Linked DNA regions of Homo sapiens: region 2 is linked to region 1. A link is a contact called in ENCODE Hi-C or POLR2A ChIA-PET data. All regions are on one chromosome and are shown on one strand. Each heading gives the region's core, a stretch centred on a gene start or an enhancer-like site at or near the end of the contact. The rest is flanking DNA. Distances are from core to core; before and after follow the strand shown. Region 1 holds the start of SNRNP35 (small nuclear ribonucleoprotein U11/U12 subunit 35). Region 2 holds the start of TCTN2 (tectonic family member 2).

What was found. Hi-C counts contacts between places; a loop is a spot of excess contacts on that map. ChIA-PET counts read pairs that join two places held with the same protein, here RNA polymerase II (POLR2A). Pooled maps may share reads with other maps.
Region 2: a loop to region 1 is called in a pooled map, with 4 times the contacts of the local background. The contact joins the promoter of TCTN2 here to the promoter of SNRNP35 in region 1. A Hi-C loop is called at or near these places in 3 of 50 pooled maps. POLR2A ChIA-PET finds 5 or more read pairs at or near these places in 4 of 52 experiments (CD4-positive, alpha-beta T cell, Caco-2, GM12878 and 1 more).

The regions. Positions count from the first base shown.
Region 1 is chr12:123,455,100-123,461,252 of GRCh38, forward strand. SNRNP35 (small nuclear ribonucleoprotein U11/U12 subunit 35) reads left to right here and starts at 3,040. Exons shown (of 2, transcript NM_022717.4): 1 at 3,040-3,117. RefSeq lists enhancers at 2,727-3,593, 3,268-3,347, 3,594-4,459.
Region 2 is chr12:123,667,992-123,674,144 of GRCh38, forward strand. It overlaps TCTN2 (tectonic family member 2), which reads left to right and starts at 3,122. Exons shown (of 18, transcript NM_024809.5): 1 at 3,122-3,331; 2 at 3,516-3,623; 3 at 4,065-4,141; 4 at 5,624-5,819. The coding sequence starts at 3,250.

The DNA.
Region 1 (6,153 bases), core at 1,790-4,289:
CTCAGGGTCCCAAGTAGCTGGGACCACAGGCGTGTGCCATCACACCTGGCTAATTTTTGTATTTTTATTAGATACCCGGTTTTGCCATATTGCCTAGGCTTGTCTTGGACTCCTGACCTCAAGCGATCTGCCTGCCTCGGCCTCCCAAAGTGCTGGGATTACAGGCGTGAGCCACCATGACTGGGCGAATTTTTTATTTTTTATTTTTTTGAGACAGGGTCTCGTTCCAGCTGGAGTGTGATAGCACCATCTCAGTTTACTGCAGCCTCAAGCTCCTGGGCTCAAGCGATCCTCCCACCTCAGCCTCCTGAGATGCTGGGAGTACAGGCGTGCACCATCAGGCCTGGCTAATTTTATACTTTTTGTAGAGACGGGGTTTCACCATGTTGCCCAGACTGGTCTTGAACTCCTGAGTTCAAGTGATCCACCCGCCTCAGCCTCCCAAAGTGCTGGAATTACAGGTGTGAGCCACTGCACCCAGGCTTCTTGTGTATTTTTTTGTCCCAGTTCTAGAGTCAGCTATTTCTCCAAGGAGCACTGGTTACTTTCATTGGAGAATGATATCAGAAACCAAGATCCGGGTGCTAGGTTATGCTTATTGCTACCAGGGTACACAGACATTTTAATGTATGTGTAACATAAAATTTACCTTTTCCACTGTACTTTCATTTATTTATTTATTTATTTTTGAGACGGAGTTTGCTCTGTCGCCCAGGCTGGAGTGCAGTGGCGTGATCTTGGCTCACTGCAACCTCCGCCTCCTGGGTTCAAGTGATTCTCCTGCCTCAGCTTCCTGAGTAGCTGGGATTACAGGCACGCGCTATGACACCTGGCTAATTTTTGTATTTTTAGTAGAGATGGGGTTTCACCATGTTGGCGTGGCTGGTCTTGAACTTCTGGCCTCAAGTAATCTGCCTTCCTTGGTCTCCCAAAGTGCTGAGATTATAGGCGTAAGCCAACGTGCCTGGTTCTTTTTTTTTTTTTTTTTTTTTTTTTTGAGATGCAGTCTCGCTGTGTCGCCTAGGCTGGAGTACCATGGCGCAATCTCGGCTCACTGCAACCTCTGACTCCCAGGTTCAAGCTATTCTCCTGCCTCAGCCTCCCAAGTAGCTGGGATTACAGGTGCCCGCCAGCACACCCAGCTAATTTTTGTATTTTTAGTAGAGATGCGGTTTCACTATGTTGGCCAGGCTGGTCTTGATCTCCTCACCTCGTGATCCTCCCAACTTGGCCTCCCAGTGTGCTGGGATTACAGGCCTTAGCCTCCTCGCCCGGCCAGTCTGTTTTAACTATTAAATAACATTAGGTAGATTCACATTGTTGTGAAACCATCTGTACTATCTATTTCCAGAACTTCTTCATCATCTCAAATTGAACCTCTGTATCTGTTAAACAATACCTCGCCATCTTCCTAACACCCACAGCAGCCCCTGATAACCACTGCTGTACTTTCCAACCATGAATTTGACTATCCTAGGTCCCTCATATAAGTGGAACCATACAGTATTTGTCCTTATGCTTCTTTCACTTAGCATGGTTCATCCATGAACTACGTTCATTCATGATGTTGTAGCAATTAGAATTTCATTTCTTTTTAAGGAGAAATAGTATTCCATTGCATGTACTGTACATACCACGTGTGTGTGTGTGTGTGTGTGTGTGTGTGTGTGTGTGTGTGTGTGTGTGTGTTTAAAAGCATAGGGGTCAGCCAGGTGTGGTGGCTCACGCCTGTAATCCCAGCACTTTGGGAGGCCAAGGCAGGCAGATCACTTGAGATCGGGAGTTCAAGACCAGCCTGACCAACATGGAGAAACCCCATCTCTACTAAAAATACAAAATTAGCCGGGCATGGTGGCACATGCCTGTAATCCCAGCTACTCGGAAGGCTGTCAGGAGAATTGCTTGAACCTGGGAGGCGGAGGTTGCGGTCAGCCGAGATCGTGCCATTGCACTCCAATATGGGCAACAAGAGTGAAACTCTGTCTCAAACAAAACAAAACAAAAACAAACAAACAAACAACAACATAGGGGTCTTGCTCTGTTGCCCAGGCTGACAGGCTGAACTTGAACTCCTGGCCTCAAGCCTCACGACTCAGCCTCCCTAGTAGCTGAAACTGCAGATGGCCTCCACTGACAGTGGCTACCATATATTTTCAAACATAAAATTTTAAGCTATAGATTTTTCTTTTTTTTGAGACGGACTTTCACTCTTGTTGTTCAGGCTGGAGTGCAATGGCACCATCTCAGTTCATCGAAACCTCTGCCTCCCGGGTTCAAGTGATTCTCCTGCCTCAGCCTCCTGAGTGGCTGGGATTACAGGCACATGACACCATGTCCAGCTAATTTTGTATTTTTAGTAGAGAAGGGGTTTCTCCATGTTGCTCAGGCTGGTCTCGAACTCCGAACCTCAGGTGATCCGCCCGCCTCGGCCTCCCGAAGTGCTGGGATTACAGGCGTGAGGCATGCCACCTGGCCTTTTTTTTTTTTTTTTTTTTTATAAAGAAATTGGGGCCGGGCGCGATGGCTCACGCCTGTAATCCCAGCACTTTGGGAGGCCGAGGCGGGCGGATCACTTGAGGTCAGAAGTTCGAGACCAGCCTGGCCAACATGGCAAAACCCTGTCTCTACTAAAAATACAAAAAATAGCCGGGCGTGGTGGCGGGCGCCAGTAATCCCAGCTACGCGGGAGGCTGAGGCAGGAAAATCACTTGAACCCGGGAGGCGGAGGTTGCAGTGAGCCGAGTTCGCACCACTGCACTCCAGCCTGGGCGACAGAGGGAGTCTCCGTCTCAAGAAAAAATAATAAATAAGAATAAATAAATAATAAAGTAAAATGTCCCAGGTAACTGCATATTCGATAGTCTTTCTTTCAACTTAGTTGTTGAATTAGCAATTTTTCTCTTAAAAAAATTTTTTTTTAGCTTATTGTCTTCGGAGATGATAACACCCTCGTTGCGTGGGAGTAAAATTTTAAAGGTAAAACAAACAGGAAACGAGCGTCGGCGGCGAATCTGCTGCTACCAATGTAAAGGTCAGGCCGAGGCCGGCGCGGAGAATCTGCTGTCGCCTGCAGCTGCTCGCCTGTCTCCGTCGGAAGGGAGCCCAAGCTTTGCAGAGGTGAGTGGAAGCGGCTTGGAAGGAGCGGGCCCCACGCCGGAGAGAAGGAAGAGGGAGTGCGGCCCAGACGCTGTGCCCGCGCTTGTGTGGGGCGCCATGTTGAAACCTGGCAAAGGGGACGACATTCTGGGTTGCGTTGCGGGGAGTGGGGACGAGAGCTGGATTGGAAGGATGGCGCCTTACTCCCTGCGGCCCCCAGAGAAGGAGAGGGGCGGGGGAGCGGCCTCGAGGGTTGGCGGCCAGGCTGCAGGCTGGATGGGAAGGATAGGCTTTTCCACAGAAACTTAGGTGTTTGCCTCCGAGGCCCACTGCGCATGCCCTGGAGGGCTCTGTGGGTTCCGCCTTCAGTTTTGCTTTTCACAGGAGGGGCAAAGTCTTTTTTTTTTTTTTTTCCTTTTTGAGACAGTCTTGCTCTGTCGCCCGGGCTGGAGTGCAGTGGTGCGATCTCGGTTCACTGCAACCTCCGCCTCCTGGGTTCAAGCGATTCCACTGCCTCAGCTTCCCGAGTAGCTGAGACTACAGGCGCCCGCCACCACGCCCTGCTAATTTTTTGTATTTTACTGGAGACGGGGTTTCACCATGTTAGCCAGGATGGTCTCGATCTCCTGTCCTCGTGATCCACCCGCCTCGGCCTCCCAAAGTGCTGGGATTACAGCCGTCAGCCACCGTGCCCGGCCAGGAGGGGCAGAGTCTTACCCCGAAGACCCAGGAAGGAGAGGCTTCATTTATTTTTTTGTTTTTCCCCAGAGACAGGGAGTCGCCCAGGCTGGAGAGCGGTGGCGCGATCTCGGCTCACTGCAGCGTCGACATTTCGGGTCAAGCAGTCCTCCCGCCTCAGCCTCTCAAGTATCTGGGACCACAGGCGCGACCCCACGCCCGGAGAATTGATTATTGATTGATTGATTGAAACGGGGTCTCACTTTGTTGCCCAGGCTGGTCTCGAATTTCTGGGCTCAAGCGATCCTCCAGCCTCGGCCTCTCAAAGTGCTGGTATTACAGGCGTGAGCCAGCGCGTGCCTGGCCAAAAATTTTCTAAATTTGTATAATAATTTATAATTGTAATGCATTTTTATAGACACCATATGATCTAATCTTCACAAAAACCTAGTGAAGTGACATTTAGCTACATTTCACAATAAGAATCCTGAAGCTCAAAATTTACTGACCTCAAATAATCCACCCGCCTTGGCCTCCCAAAGTGCTGGGATTACAGGCATGAGCCACCGCGCCCTGGCCCCCACCATTCATTTCGGCTCTCATCCCCTGTTGATGAGTAAAATGAGAATGAGGCCCAGGCGCGGTGGTTCACGCCTGTAATCCCAGCACTTTGGGAGGCTGAGGCAGGCGGGTCATCTGACATCAGGAGTTTGAGACCAGCTTGGCCAACATGGTGAAATCCTGTCTGTACTAAAAATGCAAAAATTAGCTGGGCGTGGTGGTGTGTGTCTGTAATCCCAGCTACTCGGGAGGCTGAGGCAGGAGAATCACTTGAACCTGGGAGGCAGAGGTTGCAGTGAGCCGAGATTGGCCATTGCACTCCAGCCTGGGTGACAGAGTGAGACTTTGTCTCGAGTAAAAAAAGAGAATGTAAAAATCGAAAGAGATTGTTGTAGGAAATCTCAACCTAATGCTGCCGGGGAGGAAGTGCACCTAGAAAGATTAATGAGAAACAATGAAACCAGCTGTTAGTATCTATAGAAGCATGCAGATGAGAGAGAGAACAAAATCCATGCTTATCCGTTTGTAATTCTCCTCCATTTTAATTTGAAGAAGTCTTAAAGTTTTGAACAGGAGCTCTGTGTACAATAATATCAGTTTTATTTGGTAGATCCTTGTGACTCCTGACTTCAAATGATCCGCTCATCTTGGCCTCCTCAAGTGCTAGGATTGCTGGCGTGAGCCACTGCACCGGGCCCCTTGTGACTTTTTAACGTTGAATGGGGAGGGGTTCTTTTCCTTCAGGAGAGGAGGGGTGGGTCTCAGCCTCAGACACCCAGAATACTGGTTTGTGTGTTTTCTTTTTCCTATCTTTATCTCCAAAACCTTATATTTTATGAAAAGCATCAGAGGAAACGATTAAGAGCTTTAGCTCTGGAGTCCACACTGCCCCTGGTTCTAACTCCTCCACTGGGCTACTTCTTAGCTTTAGGATTTGGGGCACAGGCTGCCTTTTTGTGTCTGACCTTTTTCATCTGAAAAGGCAATAATAATATAGTACCTAAGTCCTGGTATTGTTGAGAAGTGAGAGGAGTTAAGAGGTTAGTACAGGCTGGGTTCGCTGGCTCACATGTGTAATCCCAGCACTTTGGGAGGCTGAGGCAGAAGGATAGCTCATGCCCAGGAGTTCAAGATCAGCCTATGCAATATAGTGAGACCCCATCTCTACAAAAAAAAAAAAAAAAAAAAAAGCTGGGTATGGTGGCGCATAGTGAGTAATTCCAGGTACTCAGGAGGCTAGGGTGGGAGAGGCTGCAGTGAGCCATGACTGTGCCACTGTACTCCAGTCTGGGCAACAGAGCAAGACCCTGTCTCAAAAAAAATTCAAGCGATTCTCCTGCCTCAGCCTTCTGTAGCTGGGATTACAGGCATGCACCACCATGCCTGGGTAATTTTGTATTTTCAATAGAGACGGGGTTACTCCATGTTGGTCAGGCTAGTCTCGAACTCCCGACTTCAGGCAATCTGCCCACTTTTGCCTCCCAAAGTGCTGGGATTCAGGCGTGAGCTACTGCGCCTGGCCTTTTTTTTTTTTTTTTTTTTTTTTTTAAAAACAGAGACAGGGTCTCACCATGTTTCCCATGTTGCCCAGGCTAGTCTCGAACTCCTGGGCTCAAGGGATCCTCCCATTTTGGCCTCTCAAAGTGCTGGGATTACAGGCGTGAGCCACCACGCCCAGCCTCTTCTTTCTTTTTTTTTTGAGACGGAGTCTCGCTCTGTCGCCCAGGCTGGAGTGCAATGGCGGGATCTCAGCTCACTGCAAGCTCTGCCTCCCGGGTTCACGCCATTCTCCTGCCTCAGCCTCCCGAGTAGCTGGGA
Region 2 (6,153 bases), core at 1,872-4,371, 210 kb after region 1:
TCTTGCCTCCTCAGAGGAAAGAATTTGGCCAAGCAGCATAAGGCAGAGTGAGAGACCAAGGCAAAGTTTAAAGCAGGGGTAAACGTTTATTAAAAAGTTTTAGAGCAGGAATGAAAGGAAGTAAAGTACACTTGGAAGAGGGCCAAGCGGGCGACTTGAGAGATTCAAGTGCCCCGTCCGACCCTTCACTGGGGGTTTCTATACATTAGCATGGTTCTGAGGTTTGTGCCCTCCCTTGATTTTTCCTTGGGGTGGGCTGTCTGCATGTCAGTGGCCTGCCAGCACTTGGGAGGGGCCGCATGTGCAGTGTGTTTACTGAAGTTGTGCGCATGCTCATTTGAGGCATTTTCCTTTACCAGTCGAGCCTTCCCAGAGGAAGGTTATATACCAGTTAAAATCTGCCATCTTGCCTCTTACTATGTATGCATGAGCCTGCTTGCCCAACTCCTGAGATCTTATCGGGAAGCTGCTGATCACCAGCTTCAAGTGTTTTCTATCTTTTTTTTTGAGATGAAGTCTCACTCTGTTGCCCAGGCTGGAGTGCAGTAGCGCGATCTCGGCTCACTGCAACATCCGACCCCTGGGTTCAAGCGATTCTCCTGCCTCAGCCTCCCGAGTAGCTGGGAGTACGGGCATGCGCCACCACGCCCAGATAATTTTTGTATTTTTGGGTAGAGATGGGTTTCTCTGTGTTGCCCAGGTTGGTCTTGAACTCCTGGCCTCAAGTGATCCATGTGCCTTTGCCACCCAAAGTGCAGGGATTACAGGCATAAGCCACCAAGCCCGGCCCAGAAATGTTTTCTTTTGGGAGGATTTATCTCTTAATCTTTACCGCTTGGCCTTGCCAACTTAATTTGCAGATTAATTCCCCCCAAAGACAGATGGGGAATAACAGAAATATTTAAGTGTTTGACAGCTTCCTCTTAGTAACGTTCTCCTAGGCTTCATTCCAAGATATCAAGAGAGGTAAACATTTTGCAGTCTTCCAGAGAGGAGCTGAGGTACACGGGAAAAGTTTCATGCTCATGTTACAACTGTAGTGACCCACAGTTTTTCAGGGAGTATAAGAAAAAGATAACACCCAGTGTCAGGCCCTTATAAAGCCTCAACTTTCAGAATCCTTTCACAATGTTAGATTTGCTGATCAATGAATATATAACTGAACATTAAGAGTAATAATGGGGCTGGGTACGGTGGCCCATACCTGTAATCCCAGCACTTTTAGAGGCCAAGGCAGGAGGATCACTTGAGCCCAGGAGTTTGAGACCAGCCTGGGCCACATGGTGAAACCCCGTCTCTATAAAAAATACAAAAATTAGCCGGGTGTGGTGGTGTATTGCCAGTTACTTGGGAGGCTGAGGTGGGAGGATCAGCTGAGCCCAGAAGTTTGAGGATGCAGTGAGCTATGATTGTGCCACTGCACCATTCCAGCCTGGGTGACAGAGTGAGACCCTGTCTCAAAAAGAAAAAAAAAAAAGACTAATAATGGCAAACATTTACTTGGCATTTACCGTCAGTCAGCCACAATGCTGAACACCATGATTGTCTCAGCTAAAGGATACACCACCTCTCTGATAGTTAACAAGTAACTGATCATTAACTGAGTGCTTACTGTATGCCAGCCATTGGTTTAACCTCATTAGATATGTTACCTCATTTCATCCTCACACAATCCCCAAGGAAGGATTATTATCATCCCTTTTTTATAGATGAGGAAGCTGAAACTTAGAGAGGTTGACTTGCCCAAAGTCACTTAACAGCTGAGAATATCTGTGGAGGGAAGGCGAAATCCCATGCCAGGCAGCCTGACCTCAGACCCTGCACTCTCAGTCCCCAAGCCGTGACAATATTTGAAATGTTCTGAGGCTACTGATATAAGAAAAAACAATTTTTTTCCAGACAGAATTTTGATTCTTTCACATCTGTCCTATTGCTGGGCAAAACCTCTTGTGTGTTCTGTGATTGGATCTGCTTTCAGAGTGCTGAGAGCTCTGTGCAGGGGAGAAAATCCTTCAAAAACCTAGGAGAATGATAATAAAAGCAATAGTGATAATAAATGATAATGATAAGAATTATAAAAATATAAATTTTATAAAATTATAACATATAAGTATAAAATTTACAAAATATATACTTATATAAAAGATAAATATATATAAGATAAAATATAAATACATATATATTTTATAAGATAAATAAATAAATAAATATATTTTTGAGACGGAGTCTGGCTCTGTCGCCCAGGTTTGAGTGCAGTGGTGCAATCGCGGCTCACTGCAACCTCCGCCTCCCAGATTCATACAATTCTCCTGCCTCAGCCTCCTGAGTAGCTGGGATAATAGGCGCCTGCCACCACGCCTGGCTAATTTTTTGTATTTTTAGTAGAGACGGGGTTTCACCATGTTGATCAGGCTGGTCTCAGACTCCTGACATTGTGATCCGCCCGCCTCGGCCTCCCAAATTGCTGGGATTACAGGCATGAGCCGCCAGACCCGGCCTATATGTATTTTATATATATCAAGTATGTATATCTGATATATATATATAAAACAAAGTATATCTATTTTGTAAATATATATTTATTTTATAAAAATATAAAATATAAATAATACATCATAAACGATAGTAAAGATAATAAACACAGCGCGGCAGCCCCATCCCCTTTTTCTACTCACCCCTAAAACAAATCCGTATAAAAATCAAGTTTATTAAGGAGCAAGTCCCACCCTTTTTATTTAGAAGCCAGTGTCTATAGGATCGCTCTTGGCTATTGTTGGATTAATTCCAGGGTAGGGGAAAACTCCAGTTTTTGAGCCGGACACGCACTCCTGCTTTTCAGGACCTTTTTAATTTTGATGTTTTCAACTTTTAGGCCCAGGGGTCCATGTACAGGTTGCTATATAGGTAAATTGCGTGTCACGGGGGTTGGGTGCACAGATTGTTTCGTCACCCAGGTACTAAGTGGAGCACCGGATAGGTAGTTTTTCAGCCCTCACTCTCCCCACCAGAGTCAAGCAGCAAAAATGCTAGGCCTTGTGGGCGGGGCCGGGGTGCCCGCTCTTGCCACTGGTCCAATCACAGCGCGGCGTTCCTCCTGGCCGGCCGCCGATTGGTGGTTGCCATAGCTCCGGGCGTTCGCTTGCAAGATGGCGGCGGCGGGGCAGTGGCTGCTGCGTTTTCGTGTCTGAGTCCTTCCTGGGTTCTAATGAGGGCGCGGTTCTGCTGTGCCCGGCCCGCGAGGTCTAAGGCATGGGCTTCCAGCCTCCGGCCGCTCTTCTTTTGAGGCTTTTCCTTCTGCAGGGCATCCTGAGGCTTCTGTGGGGGGACCTGGGTGTGTACGGCGCGGCAGTGACCTCGGTGGGCCGGGGCTGAGGGGACTGGGCGTTAAAAGGGCCAGACTTGGACTCCCCCGGGAGCTTCGGGAGTCGACAACGCCAAAGCAAGCCGCCACACACACCTTAGGCGGTGATTCTTCCACTGCTAACCCCTCCTTGTCCCCTTTCCTTCCCGCCTAGCTTTCATCCCTCCTTTTATCCGAATGTCCGGCCCTGCGGTCAGCGCGTCCCTGGTCGGAGACACCGAGGGTGTGACCGTGTCCCTGGCAGTGCTGCAGGACGAGGCGGGTAAAGTCCGGCCCTCTTTTGGGGAGGGTGGGGGTTGGACTGGATCCAGACCTCCCAAGGAGCCTGGAGAGGTGGCATCCTTGGGGCCCCCTGCCTCTGTTCTCTGCAAAGTCGCATGGGGAGAAAAGGATCGGGCGGCTGCTGTAGGCCAAAGAGGACAGACGGACAGGTTCGAAGAAAGCCTGAAATAATAATGGTTAGCATTCATTGAGCTAACATCGTGCATCATCCCATTTTCCTAGTAAGAACAGTAATATCTTTTCATCCCCTTTGACCAAGGAAGAAACAAGTTCAGAGAGGTTGTCACTGTCCCAGTGTCAAGCAGCTTGTAAAGGGCCCAATCTTAGGCTGTAATGTGAGTCCATCCTAGGCAGTCTGACTCAATGCACCCCCTGAGCTGCTGGACCTTGCTGCCTTTGCATGCTGGTCTTCTTTCTTTAGGAATATTGCCAATTCCGACGTGTGGAGTGCTGAACAATGAGACGGAAGACTGGAGCGTGACTGTGATCCCCGGTGCGGTAAGGCCAGAAGTAAACCTTCTCTGTAGCCTGTGAAGAGGCCCCCAGCTAGGGTTTCTGCAGTGCTCTCTTTATTTAACAAGGCATGGCTTTCTCCATGCTCTCAACAATCATGAAATTGTGGGCTGTTGGATCTGGTAGACACTTATCCAGCCCACGGGTTCCTTACCCTGGGGTTAGGAGTCCTTGGATGTATTTCAGTGGGTCTGTGAACTCTATGAAATTGTATGTAAAGTTCTGTGTGTATGTGCATTTTTCTGATGAGAGGGTCACCAGTTTCCTTTAGATCATCAAATGGGTCAGTGATTCAAAAAAGCTTTATGCCAGGCATCGTGGCTCACGCCTGTACTCATAGCGCTTTGGGAGATTGAGGCGGGAGGATTGCTTGAGCCCAGGAGTTCCAGACCAGCCTGTAACATAGCGAGACCTCGTCTCTACAAAACAATTAAAAAAAAAATTAGGTGGGTGGCGTACACCTACAGTCCCAGATACTTGGAGGGGGGTGGGGTAGCTGAGGCAAGAGGATTATTTGAGCCCAGGAGTTCAGGGCTGCAGAGAGCTATGATCGCACCACTGCACTTCATCCAGCCTGGGCAACAGAGCAAGACCCTGTCTCTTAAAAAAAAAGAAAAAGCTGGTCAGGCGCGGTGGCTCACGCCTGTAATCCTAGCACTTTGGGAGGCCGAGGAGGGCGGATCATCTGAGGTCAGGAGTTCAAGACCAGTCTGGCCAACATGGTGAAACCCATCTCTACTAAAAATACAAAAATTAGCTGGGCGTGATGGCGGGTGCCTGTAATCTCAGCTACTTTGGAGGCTGAGGCAGGAGAATCACTTGAACCCGGGAGGCAGAGATTGCAGTGAGCCGAGATCACGCCACTGCACTCCAGCTTGGGTGATGAGCGAGACTCCGTCTCAAAAAAAAAAGCTTCATAACCACTGATCTTGCCCAACTCTGAGCTTATGTGTAAGGATACTCAAACCTGGAGAGATTAAGCATCTTCTATTTAATAAGTGTTTATTGGATACCTAGTATATGCAACATCAATTCTGGAGAGAAAAGGACAGGAAAGACAAGCTCTGCTTGTACCCCAGGAGTGAACATGTACATGTCTAAAGTCATTCTGGGATAAACTGAGGATTGTTTTCATTGACTTTTTTTGTGTATTTACTCTTCCACTGATAGGATGATAAAGAAACTAAAAAGGTGTACAATAAACTGAGTTTATTTATCAGATCTGTGTTTAGCTTTCTCTAAGTATCCCGAAGTTGTTTGCTTTTATGTTAAGGAAGAAGAATCAGGGCTTGCATGTTACCATAGGTTTATGGGGGGGAACTGAAGATAACTGTGTCATCTCTGTATACATTTCCCTTTTATAAAATGAACGGAGGCTGATGTGTACTTTTATTGTGTTTTCCATTATGTATTCTTATAGACCCTGTTTTGAGTCACTTTAAAAATACAGCAATGTTTTCCTTTCAGAAGGTGTTGGAAGTGACAGTGAGGTGGAAGAGAGGTCTGGACTGGTGTTCCTCCAATGAGACAGATTCCTTCTCAGAGTCCCCCTGTATCCTCCAGACCCTTCTGGTTTCAGCATCTCATAATTCATCCTGTTCAGCACATCTACTCATTCAAGTGGAAATTTATGCCAACTCTTCTCTGACCCATAATGCCTCAGGCAAGTGAAGTCTTTGACTGTCAAAACTTTCATGTTGTTCCCAGCTACTTAGGAGGAAGAGGTAGGAGGATTGCTTGAGCCCGGGAGGTTGATGCTATAAATGAGCTGCCCGGGAGGTTAATGCTACAAATGAGCTGTGATCGCGCCACTGCGTTCCAGCCAGGGTGACAGAGTGGGACCCTGTCTCAAAAAAAACCAAAAACAAAAACAAAAAAAGAAAAATTTGTGTCAAGCTTACCTGTTTGATTATAAGTGTATGCCATGCAATTTGTAAAGTATACTTCACTTGAGTCTGTCTTGCTTTTCTAAACTTATTTTTCTTTTGTTTAGTTTT